Linked DNA regions of Homo sapiens: all the other regions are linked to region 1. Evidence: chromatin contacts called from ENCODE Hi-C or POLR2A ChIA-PET data. All regions are on one chromosome and are shown on one strand. Each heading gives the region's core, a stretch centred on a gene start or an enhancer-like site at or near the end of the contact. The rest is flanking DNA. Distances are from core to core; before and after follow the strand shown.

Region 1 (3,014 bases), core at 515-3,014:
AGTCATAAGCACTCTCCCTGTTTCCAAGACAACACCTAATCCACACTCCATATAGCAGCTAGGTGTTCTTTCTAAAACACAAACCTATGCTGTATCCTTGCCTAGAATTCTTTAGTAACTCCTGGGTGCTCTCAGGATCAACACCAAAGTCCTCATCTTGGCATTCTAAACTTGCCAACTTGCCATGATTTGGAAGGGGTGGGGAATTTGAGATGCCAGAAGTAGAAGAAAAGGAGGGGCTATGTCTAGTGTGGATAAGGGAGAAAATCTAGGAGGCAAGAACATGGTGAACTGATATCACACACTTGGAGAAAGCAATAATTCAGAGAAAGAGAAAAGACAGGAAAACAGAAGCCTGCCTTGAATATGCAAGAAATTTGTGTGTTTGTCTATCTTGAATTATCCATGGAACACAGGGATTCATTATATGTTATTTACATAGTAAAAGGTGACCACATAAAGCAGAAGACTTGTGTCCATTTGAATTACATTTATATGTGGAAAGGCACTGAATATTATTTCTGCAACTAACAGTTGTGCTGAATTTTATTATGGTTTCTAATAACTTTTTAGTTGATGCTCTTGGGTTTTCCAGGTCTGCATTTATATATTCAGTAATTAATGATGATTTGTCTATTTCCTATTATTTTACATCTTATTTTGTTCTCTTGAACAGATCCAATTGGTTATGTGAATTTATTATGTGATAGAGGTGCCATTTCAAAGCAGAGAGGGAAAAGATGGATTAGTTTGCACATGATGTAGAGGTAAGAGACTATGATTTTGAAGAGTAATCAAGCTGAATCCGTATAGAAAATAAATTTTGAAATGATCAAACATCTAAATGTAAATAATAAAGCCACAAAAGTGCTTGAAAAAAAAAACGGGGTTTGTTATAGGAGTGTGAAAAGCATCTTTAAGCAAGCAGCAGAATCCAGTTGTGATGAAGGAAAAATGGATATATTTGACTACATAATAATTAAACATTTTTGTTTGGCAAAAATTATCATAAATAACATGAAAAATATTTGTAATATGTGACATGTACAGGAGAGACATTGCTGGCGGGAATGTTATCCATTTACTTTTTAGGAGTAAGTTGACAAATTTTGCATCAAAATGGAAGACTTTTTTGTAGCATTTGAGCTAGCAAAAAATACCATAAATAACAAAAAGTGCACCAAGCAATCTAAATGTACATGTGTACTGGACTGGTTCAATAAATTATGGGACATCTATGCAAGAAAAGATCATGCAGCTGTTTAGAAAAATGTGCACTAACGGAAAGATGTTTTATATATAACTGGAAAAAAACAGGTCGCAGAACAGAAGGTATGTATAGTGTACCATTTGTCGGAGAGAGAACCTGAATAATTAGTATACGAATAGAAAAAAAATCTGGATAGCAAAATGTTAATAGTGGTTATTTCTGGGAGATGAGTGGCCTTTCATTGGTGTGTTATATATTACTGCATTGTTTGAATTTTTACAACAACAACAAAAGAACAACATATTACCTTTGTAATAAGAAAAAATGAAGATATAAAAATAAATTCAATGAATGACTTGCTTTCAGGGGGCGGTTTGAGTTGGAAGAGCTTCAGACTGAGCCTGGTACAGTGGCATAAACATGGGCTTTGGCGTCAGACAGCCCTGAGCGGGGCCCCATTGCCCCACCCCCGAGGAAGGCGAGGGGGGGTGGCAGGGGGCTGCGGAAAGGGGCTGGGCTGGGTTGGGCTGTCTGCAGCTCTAGTCCAGGAGGCTGAGACTTCGAGAGGGACTTAGAGAAGGCAGACGCATCCCGAACTCGCTGGAGGACAAGGTGAGGGGCGTTGATATTGGGGTTTTATGGAGGTCAGACAGTGGTTCCAGACCCCTCGAACCCATAGCCAGGCAGATGAGCAATTCTTACTGCACCACTGCAGCTGAAGCAGAGGTGACCTGGAGTGGGGTGTAGGCAATGAGGACGACTGAGAAAGTAGTAGGCTGTACAGACTGGGAGCAGAGACTAGCGGAGGGAGGAGGGGAGAAAAACGGGGAACCAGGAATGTTGGGAGGGGGACGAGGAATACAAGGAGGGAGGGGAACACTGAGGGGGAGTGAAGATCCAGAGAAGAGAATCGGGGATGCAGAGAGGGATTAAGGAATACTGAGGGGCAGGGTGTGCAAACGTAACACGGAGGAGGATGTAAGAAATGGGAAGAAGGAATTCTGGAGTAAATAGGAAATGTGAGGTAGGAATAGGGAGTAGGGAGCCAGGCTAAGGGAATACGGAGGGGGGCATAAGGAATGAGGAGCAGGGAGCGGGGGAGGGGCAGACAGGCTGGGACGGAGGCCCCCTAGGGAGGCGGAAAGGGGCGGGACCACTTCCGGCCTAGAGAGGGGAGGGCAGTCTCCGAGTTTCGGAGGGGCTTGGAGTGAGTGGACGCACTCGGGAATTGTAGGAGGACGAGGTGAGCAGCCGGGTCGGCTTTTGGATGAGAGCCCCGCTAGGGGTCGGCCCCACCCTCTGGGATCTGGAGAAAACCTGCCTTAAGGACCGGATCGTACCGGATCCATCCGGCTGGGAAGGGAGGGGACTGGACCCGGTTTGGCCGGGCCCAAGATGGAATCACTAGCTCAGTATTTATTTGAGGAGGGGGTGTAATAGGGAAGGGGCGGAACCAAGATGCGCCTGTTTGGAGGGGGGCGTGTTAGGAAGAAGGGCGGGGCCAAGAGACACTGGACTCTGTAGGGCGTGAGTAGGGGAGGGGCCGGGTCCACCAGACACTGCGACAATTTTGGAGGAAGGCTTGTTGGGCAGGGGGCGGGACCGAATGGTACTGCGGACCTGGAGAGGGGCGTGTGTTGGGGCAGAGTGCCAGACTGAGACCACGACCATTGCGCATGCGCACTATGTTTCGCTAGAAAGGGGCGTGTTGAGAAGGGCCAGCACTGAGAAGAGCCAGCTGCTGAATGCGCATGTGCACGGTGGACATCAAAGAAAGGGCTCGTGCTGGGAAAGCGGGCGGGGC
Region 2 (3,014 bases), core at 515-3,014, 1.8 Mb after region 1:
CAATGGCAAAAACCGCAATTACTTTTGCATCAACCTAATACTAATTAATTTGGCTTTTTAGATCTATACATATTAACATATTTAAAGCTAGTCATCTTTTTACCTCTGTATTTTATTAATTATATTAATAAAATAGAGAGGTAAAATAATATTAATTCTTCCATTTCTCCATCGATGGATATAACATACCTGTATATATATATTTTTCTTATCTTCAGATTTATTAAAGTATTTGTGACCTAATGACTTTGAAATGCTGTTAAATGTTGAAAGCAGTGGTGCTTTGGTGGATGCTTGGTAGAGGGTGGGGGTTGGGGAAGAATTTTCTGTGTGGTTTAACCTAGAGTTAGAAATATATAGATAAATTTGAAATTATTTCTTCTATTTTTCAAGTTCTCTTTCTCAGCATTGCTACATCTTTATTGCTCTTACTTAATCTGTAATTAAATTAGGTAAATATGTCAATGTTTGCCACTACTATTATGTGCCTGTCAATTTCTACCCATACTCTTCCCCAAAATACCTTTCTGTAGTGCATACTTACAAAAATCATCAGAAAATTCAAAATCTTATGAAAATAGAAAATAAGAATTATTCATAATTTCAGCAAACAGTACTAACAGCCATTAACTTATTTGTGCATAGCCTTCCAGATTTTTTTACACATACGGTTTACATATACAACAAACTGTTCAAAAATTGCTTTTAAAATAAAAATATATTTATTGTATTTTTGATATTGGAACATATATTCTTATATAGTTTGTAACTGTACAGAAATATACAAAGGCATAATTGAAAATACTCTGTGATTTCCCTATAACTACAGTTTATTTCATGTATACCTTTAAAGACACTCTATATTTTCTTGTATGGTAATATGATAATGTGCTCAACTAATCTCATGTAAACAGATAGTTAATATATTTAAATAACATTTTAAAATGCTACAATGTATATACATTTTATACATAAATATTTTTGCATCCTCATCCGATTATTAGGCGAAGTGTCTAGGTTAGGCATTTCTAAATAAAGGTGGAAACATTCAAAATGCTGATATATATTTTCAAATTGCCCTATGGTTGTAACAATTCACACTTCAGCTAGCCTGAGAGGGCATTTTTTAGGGTCCCTGTCAACAAGAAGGTTTACCATTATTTTTTTCCCTGCCAATATGATAAGCCAAAAGTAGAATTTTATTGTTTTAACTTGATTTCTTTTTATTAGTAGTGAAATTAATCATCCTTTTTTAATGTCTATTGGCCATTTGCACTCCTTTTGTAAAATGCACGCTCCTGCTCTGTCTTCTTCCCTTCCCCTACTGGAGGTGTTCCTCTTTTCTTTTTGCTTTGTCAGAGTTCTTTATTATTCATTTTTCGTCTTATACGTGGGATCTGTTCGATTCAGGCTTTCACCCTTTTACTGCCTTACAGATTGCTAATATACATTCTCCATTGGTCTTTTAATGTCGTTTACAGAAGCTGACTCTCTACCGCCTCCTTCTCTCCGTCTCACCCTCTCTGCCTCGCCTGCTCTGTACTGTTCTGTTCTCTTCTCTCTCTCCCTTTGTTTCTCTCTCTCCCTTTTTTCTTTTCAGTGCAGAAGTTTTTAATTTTGACCGAGCCAAATCTATCAATCTAGGCCTGGCGCCGCGTCAGCAGAGGGGGCGGGGAGGCGAGCGCGGAACTGGGGGAGGGGAAGGGGCGGGGATCAGCAGGCGGAGCGGCTGCCAGAGTTGCTGGGAGTGCGCGCGGTCGGATCACAAGGCGGCGGCGGAGGAGGCCCAGAGACCGGAGCGCGGAGACCTCAGCCAGCGGCCTACGCCCAGGCCTTTCTCCACCGGAGGACCAGGGAACCGCAGTCTTCATCACAGAGGTACCGTGCTCCGCGCTCCCCGCCTGACCCGGCCCAGCCCGCTGCGGCGGTGCCTCCTTCCTTCCTCCTTCCCTCGCGCTCTCTCTTTCGCCCGCCCGCGCCTTCCCTGCCCGCCTGCGTCACCGCGGCCGCCATGGCTGAGAATGGCGAGAGCAGCGGCCCCCCGCGCCCCTCCCGCGGCCCTGCTGCGGCCCAAGGCTCGGCTGCTGCCCCGGCTGAGCCTAAAATCATCAAAGTCACGGTGAAGACTCCCAAAGAGAAAGAGGAGTTCGCGGTGCCCGAGAACAGCTCGGTTCAGCAGTTTAAGGAAGCGATTTCGAAACGCTTCAAATCCCAAACCGATCAGCTAGTGCTGATTTTTGCCGGAAAAATCTTAAAAGATCAAGATACCTTGATCCAGCATGGCATCCATGATGGGCTGACTGTTCACCTTGTCATCAAAAGCCAGAACCGACCTCAGGGCCAGTCCACGCAGCCTAGCAATGCCGCGGGAACTAACACTACCTCGGCGTCGACTCCCAGGAGTAACTCCACACCTATTTCCACAAATAGCAACCCGTTTGGGTTGGGGAGCCTGGGAGGACTTGCAGGCCTTAGCAGCCTGGGCTTGAGCTCGACCAACTTCTCTGAGCTCCAGAGCCAGATGCAGCAGCAGCTTATGGCCAGCCCTGAGATGATGATCCAAATAATGGAAAATCCCTTTGTTCAGAGCATGCTTTCGAATCCCGATCTGATGAGGCAGCTCATTATGGCTAATCCACAGATGCAGCAATTGATTCAGAGAAACCCAGAAATCAGTCACCTGCTCAACAACCCAGACATAATGAGGCAGACACTCGAAATTGCCAGGAATCCAGCCATGATGCAAGAGATGATGAGAAATCAAGACCTGGCTCTTAGCAATCTAGAAAGCATCCCAGGTGGCTATAATGCTTTACGGCGCATGTACACTGACATTCAAGAGCCGATGCTGAATGCCGCACAAGAGCAGTTTGGGGGTAATCCATTTGCCTCCGTGGGGAGTAGTTCCTCCTCTGGGGAAGGTACGCAGCCTTCCCGCACAGAAAATCGCGATCCACTACCCAATCCATGGGCACCACCGCCAGCTACCCAGAGTTCTGCAACTACCAGCACGA
Region 3 (3,014 bases), core at 259-2,758, 1.4 Mb before region 1:
CCCACCTCGGCCTCCCAAAGTGCTGAGATTACAGGCGTGAGCCACCGCGCCCGGCCCCCACCTCCTCACTTTTAAGGCTTTCCATAATCCGATGGCTGCTGGCTAACTTCGGCCTCTATAACACGACACTTTCCAGTAACAACACACTACTTGATACCCCCACAGTAGTGTTGCCAGATGAGGTATAGGATGCTCAGTAATTCAATTTGAATTTCAGATAAAGATGAATTTTTTTTTTTTGAGACAGAATCTTGCTCCGTCACTCAGGCTGGAGTGCAGTGGCACGATCTCAGCTCACTGCAACCTCTGCCTCCTGGATTCAAGCAATTCTCCTGCCTCAGCCTCCCTAGTAGCTGGGACTACAGGCGCCCACCACCACCCTCGGCTAATTTTTGTATTTTTAGTAGAGACGAGGTTTCATCATGTTGGTCAGGCTGGTCTCGAACTCCTGACCTCAGATGATCCACCCACCTCGACCTCCCAAAGTACTAGGTGTGAGTCACTGTGCCCGGCCGAATAATTTTTTCATATAAGTAACCCCATGCAATCTTTGGGACATGCTTATATTGTAAAACTATTTGTTATTTATCTGAAATTCAGACTTGTGGGCACCCTGTATTTTTATTTGCTAAATGTGGCAACCCTACCCCACAGATAACCCCCAGGATGGTGCGATGCCCTTTCTGAGGGTCCCACAGCTCTGAACCAACACTTACCCACCTGAGAGACTGAGGATCTATTCTGATCTCTGTATTCTTGCTACGCAACACAGAGAGCCTGGCATAGAACAGATGGCAGTGTTTGCTAAGTGAATGAATGCATATGTGTGACATAGCAATAAACCTGTATCTTCCGGTGGAATCAGTAAGTGTTGTGATCAGTATACGGTGTCAGTTCCGCTTATATCCACCTTCCTTTCACAGTCTTGGAAAAATCACCTCATGGTTTACACATCCCCCCCAGCAGGTGAGCTAGAAAGCCAGGAGTCATCTGTAGACTTAGGGAAGCCATTATAGGACCAGTTGGGTTTTCTGTTTTTTATTCAGAGTTGGGAGGAACGGGAGGGAGACGACCATCTTCTGGCGATATGAAAGTCGAGAAAGGCAAACAGGAGGGGAGCAAGAGAGGAAAAGAAGAGGATGTGAAAAGCCCGAAGGAAGGCAGGAGAGCAAGCAGGTAGGAATAAAGGCGAGGAAGCGGGAGCCAGCTGGCACCACAGCGAGGAGTGACAGCCGCCGGCAGCAGGGGCCGGGAGCTGGGAGGAGGGAGGCTCAGGCAAGCCGCGCTGAGCCTTTCTTCTCCTTCCCGGACTCCTCACCACCCATCCTGCTAACCAAGGGCCTCCACCTTGCTCGTCGTCAGAGGCAGACAGCCAGGACTTGGCCCTCTTGGGCTTCCTAGCTCTCCAGCCCGGGAGTTAGACTAGTTTTCCAACTCCCCCGGCCCCAAATCGGGAGGACAATAATGCCTTCCGCTCCGCGCCCGCCAAGGTCGAGTTAGGAAAGACTTGGAACAGAATTAAACGGCTTTGGGGAAGATGAGTCAGCCGGGCGGGGCTGCAGCTGCCAGTGAAACCCCTGCCAGTGTGATTGGGCAACAACCAGAAGTAGGGGGCCCGCGGGGTGGTGGTGCCATCTCTTAAAGGCAGTTTATGTAATAAGTCTTGATCGCGCACCCACTAAAGGGGCGGCTTTGGGGTCAGCCTCAATTTCCTCCACTGTGAAGTGGGAATATGAATACTTGACTTATCCGAAACGAATCATGTCTGCAAGGTGCCTGGGCTATAAAAAGCGGTCAGTCAGTAGTCAGGGTCGTGCTTAGTGCAGTGCCCTCCACCCTAGGCCACTTTCGCCATGTGAGACTGTCCCAAAGGCGGGGATGTGGGGTGCAGTGGGGAGCCCCTGATCGGGCACGGGCAGAAGACAAGTTCTTTTTTTTCTGCCACTTCCAGGTGAGGAAGAAAAGACGCCTGCTCCGGAACCAAGGGTTGGGTGGCGATGTACTGGCCTCACCCGCTTTAAGCAAAGTCACCTTAGATTTACCATGTTTGCTATTCACTCATTCATTTTCTTTATTAGAGGGACTGCTGATTAAACGGAAGGACTTACACTAAGACTCCAGTACGAGGCTGTACTATAGACCTGACCGAGTGAGCATGAGAAGACGAGACCCGGCAGAAGGAGGGCGACAGCGGGCACCGAGATCCACAGGTCCAGAGTCTAGTCGCCACCCACACCCTGTCTTTTGGGAGCGGTGCGCGCCATCTGCGCATGCGCTCCCCATCCCTGCCAGGTCCCCGGCGGGGTCAGCCGGCTGGCTGGTGGAGGTGCTACCCGCGCATGCGTGTCCTGCTCACAAGGCGCTCCCAGTGCGGTTGGAGTGTCTCCAGTGGAGCTGGCAGTTGGGAGGACGGAGGCCCGGCCCATAGCGGGTGGCTGTTAGGAGGTATGGATAAAGGACCTGTGTATCTTGGTGCCCGCTGTCGCCCTCCTTCTCCCGAGGTCTCGTCTTCTCACACTCACTCGGTGTGTGACAGCGACAGGTCACAGAGGGCGGTAAAGTGCGGCGCCCTTGGGGCGGTTTCGTCTGGCGCGGAGTAGAGGTGGCCGGCAGTTGTGGTTGCTCCTTTCACCTGGACTCACCTGTGTGGTCCCCTGGCAGGGACTAAAAACCAGAAGACGGAGGGGAGTGAATGTGTTTGACTCGGAGGAAACCCCTCTTGAGCCTGCCCTCACATCCTTACAAGGGACCCAGTCTGAGGTCCAGTCGTCCCCAAACCATCTACTCCCCCACCACCCCCTTCCCTGACTAAAGGCTAAATTTGGGCGGTAACCACGCCCTACCCTATCCCCTTGGAGTCCTTCAGTCAGCTCCAAAGGCCCACCCCACATTCTGGGGGCCTCTGAGTCAAAAAGGAGGGTCCATTGGGCAGGGTGGAGTTGAGGAACCTGCTGTGGAGATGTCTCTGGCCTGGGGAAACCACTGCTTCCTCATCTGCCACTGAGACTGAGGAA
Region 4 (3,014 bases), core at 212-2,711, 1.1 Mb before region 1:
AGTAAGTTCCAAAAAAACTTGGTATATTTATTGAAATTGCATCAACTGTATAAACCAATATAGGAAAAATGGACATCACTAAAATATTGAGCCTTCTTATTCAGAAGCATAGTATTCCTTCTCTTTTCATGCAGATGTTCTTTTATGGTATTCGTCAATAAAGTTTTATAGTTTACTTCTAGGTATTTTTATTCGTTTCTCTTGCTATTGCGAACAGGTTTTTTATTATTAAAATTTCAAAATGCTTATTGCTTATAGATAGGAAAACTGCCTATATAAACTATTGATATTTGCCTATTTACAAACAAAAATATGATCAATTTCGCCAGTAATCAGGGAAATGCAAATGAAAACAATGACATACGATTTTTTTGCCCTTTAAATTGGCTAAAATTACAAAGATTGATAATACGTGTTGGCATAACTGTGGAAAAATAGGCACTCTCGCACAACATTAAAGAGTGTAAATTAGTACAGGCTTTTGGGAAGGCAATTTGGACAAATCTATCAAAATTCAAAATGCATATACACCCTGACCCAGCGGTTACTCTTCTAAGAATTTCTCCTACAGAAATACTCATACATGGCATGATACATATACACAAACCCATTCATTATGGCATTGCTTGTAATAGTCCCCTCCCTCCCCCAACAGAGAAACAAGCTAATGTATATCAATCGGGAAATGGTTAAATAAACTGTAGTACAATCATACAATGCAGCTGTTTAAAACCCAACATAAATTTGGATTCCCGGATATAAGAAGATCTACAAGACATATTCTCAGATTTTTAAACAAGCAGTTAGTCGAAATGAATGTGTGTGTGTGTGTAGTACCATTTAGATATCAAAACATATATATGCAACGCCTAGTAGTTACCCGCGAAGCCTGCCTGCCCGCCCCTCACCTTCCCTCTCCTCTGAGGCCGCCTTCCTCGAACCAGTGAGAAACGCTGAAGGCCCGGCCTCTACTCTCTCTTTAGGGCCACTTGGCCATGGCTAATGCCGGTACCTCGCATCCCCTCTGTCAGCCGCTCTCTCGCCGCGCCGCCGGCAGCTGCCGGGCTGCCCCCGAAGATGCGGCTAGCTCTCCGCTGGCGCCTGCCGAGGCCTGGGGGAGGGGAGAGGAGGCGGGGTTCAGGGAGGGTTGGGGCAGGCCGCCCTGCCCCTCCAGCAGCCTTTCCCGCAGGCTCCCCAAGGCCGCCACCTCCGCGCCTCCGCGCAGGGTCCCGTGGGAACTCCCCCCCCAACCTCGCCACTGCCACCCGCGAGAAACCGAGAACGGCCGCGCGTACAGAGCTCGCCCTCCAGCCCAGGGATAGACGCTCACCTCGGCCGCAATGGCTCCGCGGGGCCCGCAGGAGCGTGCGGGGTCCGCGGCCCTGCTTCAGCCCTGCTTCAGCCCTGCTCCAGCCCTGCTCCAGCCCTGCTCCAGCCCTGCTCCCCTCGCTAGCCCTCAGTCGAAAGCCTCCTCGCTTCGGCTCAGCTCAAACTCGATTTGGGGCTCCACCCACCGCAAGCGAAGCCCCGCCCCTGCCCCTCGGGAGGGAGCTCCCTCCGCGGTGAAGTCGGGTCCCTTGCAGGGGACCGCGCCTGAGCTACCCAAGGCCCAGTAAATGCAACCATAGAGGATGATAGGGTCGCTAAGAATTGGGATTTGATTCGAGGCACGGTGGAAGCCGCGGAAGGGAACATGATTTGATCTGATTTACCTTTAAAAATTAACGACCTCGCCAGATGCCTTGTGAAGAATGGGGAGTGTGGGGCAAGAGGGCAAGGCTGGACCCAGAGCGGAGGGTGGGAGACGACGTGGGAAGCCGACCACCCAGAGTTCACGCGAGCAAACCCTTAAAACACTTCAGGCACATAGTAAGCCCTCAATAAACATTCTTTTTTCCTCCTTTAATTATTTGGAACGGCAGTGCGATTGACAAGGATCCTGTAGAGGATCTGCATCTGTAAATACATGGGAATAAAAAGGACCTGGTGGGAGATCACCTGTTAACCCTACTTAATTATTGTGGGCTGCGGACGACATTGGAGGGGCGAAGAACTTTGACTTGGAACTCTAGCTACTTCGATAAGGTTTCAATTTTTAATAAAAAGTATGTATTAATTTAGTATTTAAAGACAAAAGCACTATTAAAAGAACTCCTGAGACATCGAGGAAATAAAAACTGTGATTATACCCTCCACTTCTCTAATTCCAGCCCTCCAGAGCAGTGGTTCATCCCTCGAATTGAGAATCTAATGAATGGGTCCCCCACCCCAATATATACTTACACATAAAATTTTGTATATGATCTCAGGAGATGTACAGGGCCCCTTCGAGATACACTGTTTCATTGAATATTTTTACAATTTTTTTTTTTTGAGACAAAGCATCACTCTGTCACCCAGGGTGAAGTGCAGTGGCACGGTCACGACTCACTGCAGCCTCGACCTCCTGGGCTCAAGGATCCTCCTGCCTGCCTACAGTCTCCCAAGTAGCTGGGCCTCCAGGTATGCGCCACCACGCCTGGATAACTTTTTATTTTTTGTAGAGGCGGGGTCTCACTATGTTGCCAGGCTGGTCTCAAACTCTTAGGCTCAAGCAGTTCACCCGCCTCGGCCTCCCAAAGCGCTGGGATTACAGGCGAAAGACCCGGCCCATCTGTAACATTTAGTGGCAACATGAAGCTATACTTTCTTTAGCATGTAATTAACTTCGGTTGTTCTTTTTTCATTTTAAAATTGGTTTCCTAATTACACATGATTATTGTAAAACACGGATAAATTTAAAGTTCCCCTTACATTCATATACACAAATAGAAAAGCATGGCTTTGTTTTTGTTTTTCATTTAAAAAATAAATAGCATCCTTTTTATGTATTGTTATGTTAATTGCTTTATTCACTTAATGTAGCTTGAAGATCTTTCCATGTCAATATATATAAATCTACCTCATTTATCTTACCTACTGCATAGTATTCCATTGAATGAATATACTGTAATCATTCATCTATGGATAAACAC

The links. A loop is a pair of places that touch in the nucleus more often than their neighbours do. ChIA-PET counts read pairs that join two places held with the same protein, here RNA polymerase II (POLR2A). Pooled maps may share reads with other maps.
Region 2: a loop to region 1 is called in a map of B cell, with 19 times the contacts of the local background. The contact joins the promoter of UBQLN2 here to the promoter of MAGED2 in region 1. A Hi-C loop is called at or near these places in 4 of 168 maps with a recorded cell type or tissue (B cell, CD8-positive, alpha-beta T cell, endothelial cell of umbilical vein and 1 more), 2 of 37 single-sample maps with no recorded cell type and 14 of 50 pooled maps.
Region 3: a loop to region 1 is called in a pooled map, with 5 times the contacts of the local background. The contact joins the enhancer-like site here to the promoter of MAGED2 in region 1. A Hi-C loop is called at or near these places in 2 of 37 single-sample maps with no recorded cell type and 7 of 50 pooled maps.
Region 4: a map of B cell shows a loop between it and region 1 (8-fold over the local background). The contact joins the promoter of HUWE1 here to the promoter of MAGED2 in region 1. A Hi-C loop is called at or near these places in 5 of 168 maps with a recorded cell type or tissue (B cell, CD14-positive monocyte, CD4-positive, alpha-beta memory T cell and 2 more), 4 of 37 single-sample maps with no recorded cell type and 20 of 50 pooled maps. POLR2A ChIA-PET finds 5 or more read pairs at or near these places in 1 of 52 experiments (Panc1).

Annotation. Positions count from the first base shown.
Region 1 is chrX:54,805,981-54,808,994 of GRCh38, forward strand. MAGED2 (MAGE family member D2) reads left to right here and starts at 1,765. Exons shown (of 13, transcript NM_177433.3): 1 at 1,765-1,822.
Region 2 is chrX:56,561,863-56,564,876 of GRCh38, forward strand. UBQLN2 (ubiquilin 2) reads left to right here and starts at 1,765. Exons shown (of 1, transcript NM_013444.4): 1 at 1,765-3,014. The coding sequence starts at 2,012. RefSeq lists enhancers at 1,468-2,095, 2,492-2,691, 2,702-2,761.
Region 3 is chrX:53,439,468-53,442,481 of GRCh38, forward strand. No RefSeq gene overlaps it. Among named protein-coding and RNA genes, the nearest start is that of HSD17B10, 6.6 kb to the left of the region's middle. Within about 2 kb of position 1,509, at least 25 of the 41 ENCODE cell types and tissues checked have a DNase peak (open chromatin) inside an H3K27ac peak, as active enhancers do.
Region 4 is chrX:53,685,258-53,688,271 of GRCh38, forward strand. HUWE1 (HECT, UBA and WWE domain containing E3 ubiquitin protein ligase 1) reads right to left here and starts at 1,462. Exons shown (of 84, transcript NM_031407.7): 1 at 1,331-1,462; 2 at 1,013-1,111. RefSeq lists an enhancer at 806-885 and silencers at 1,096-1,395, 1,469-1,643.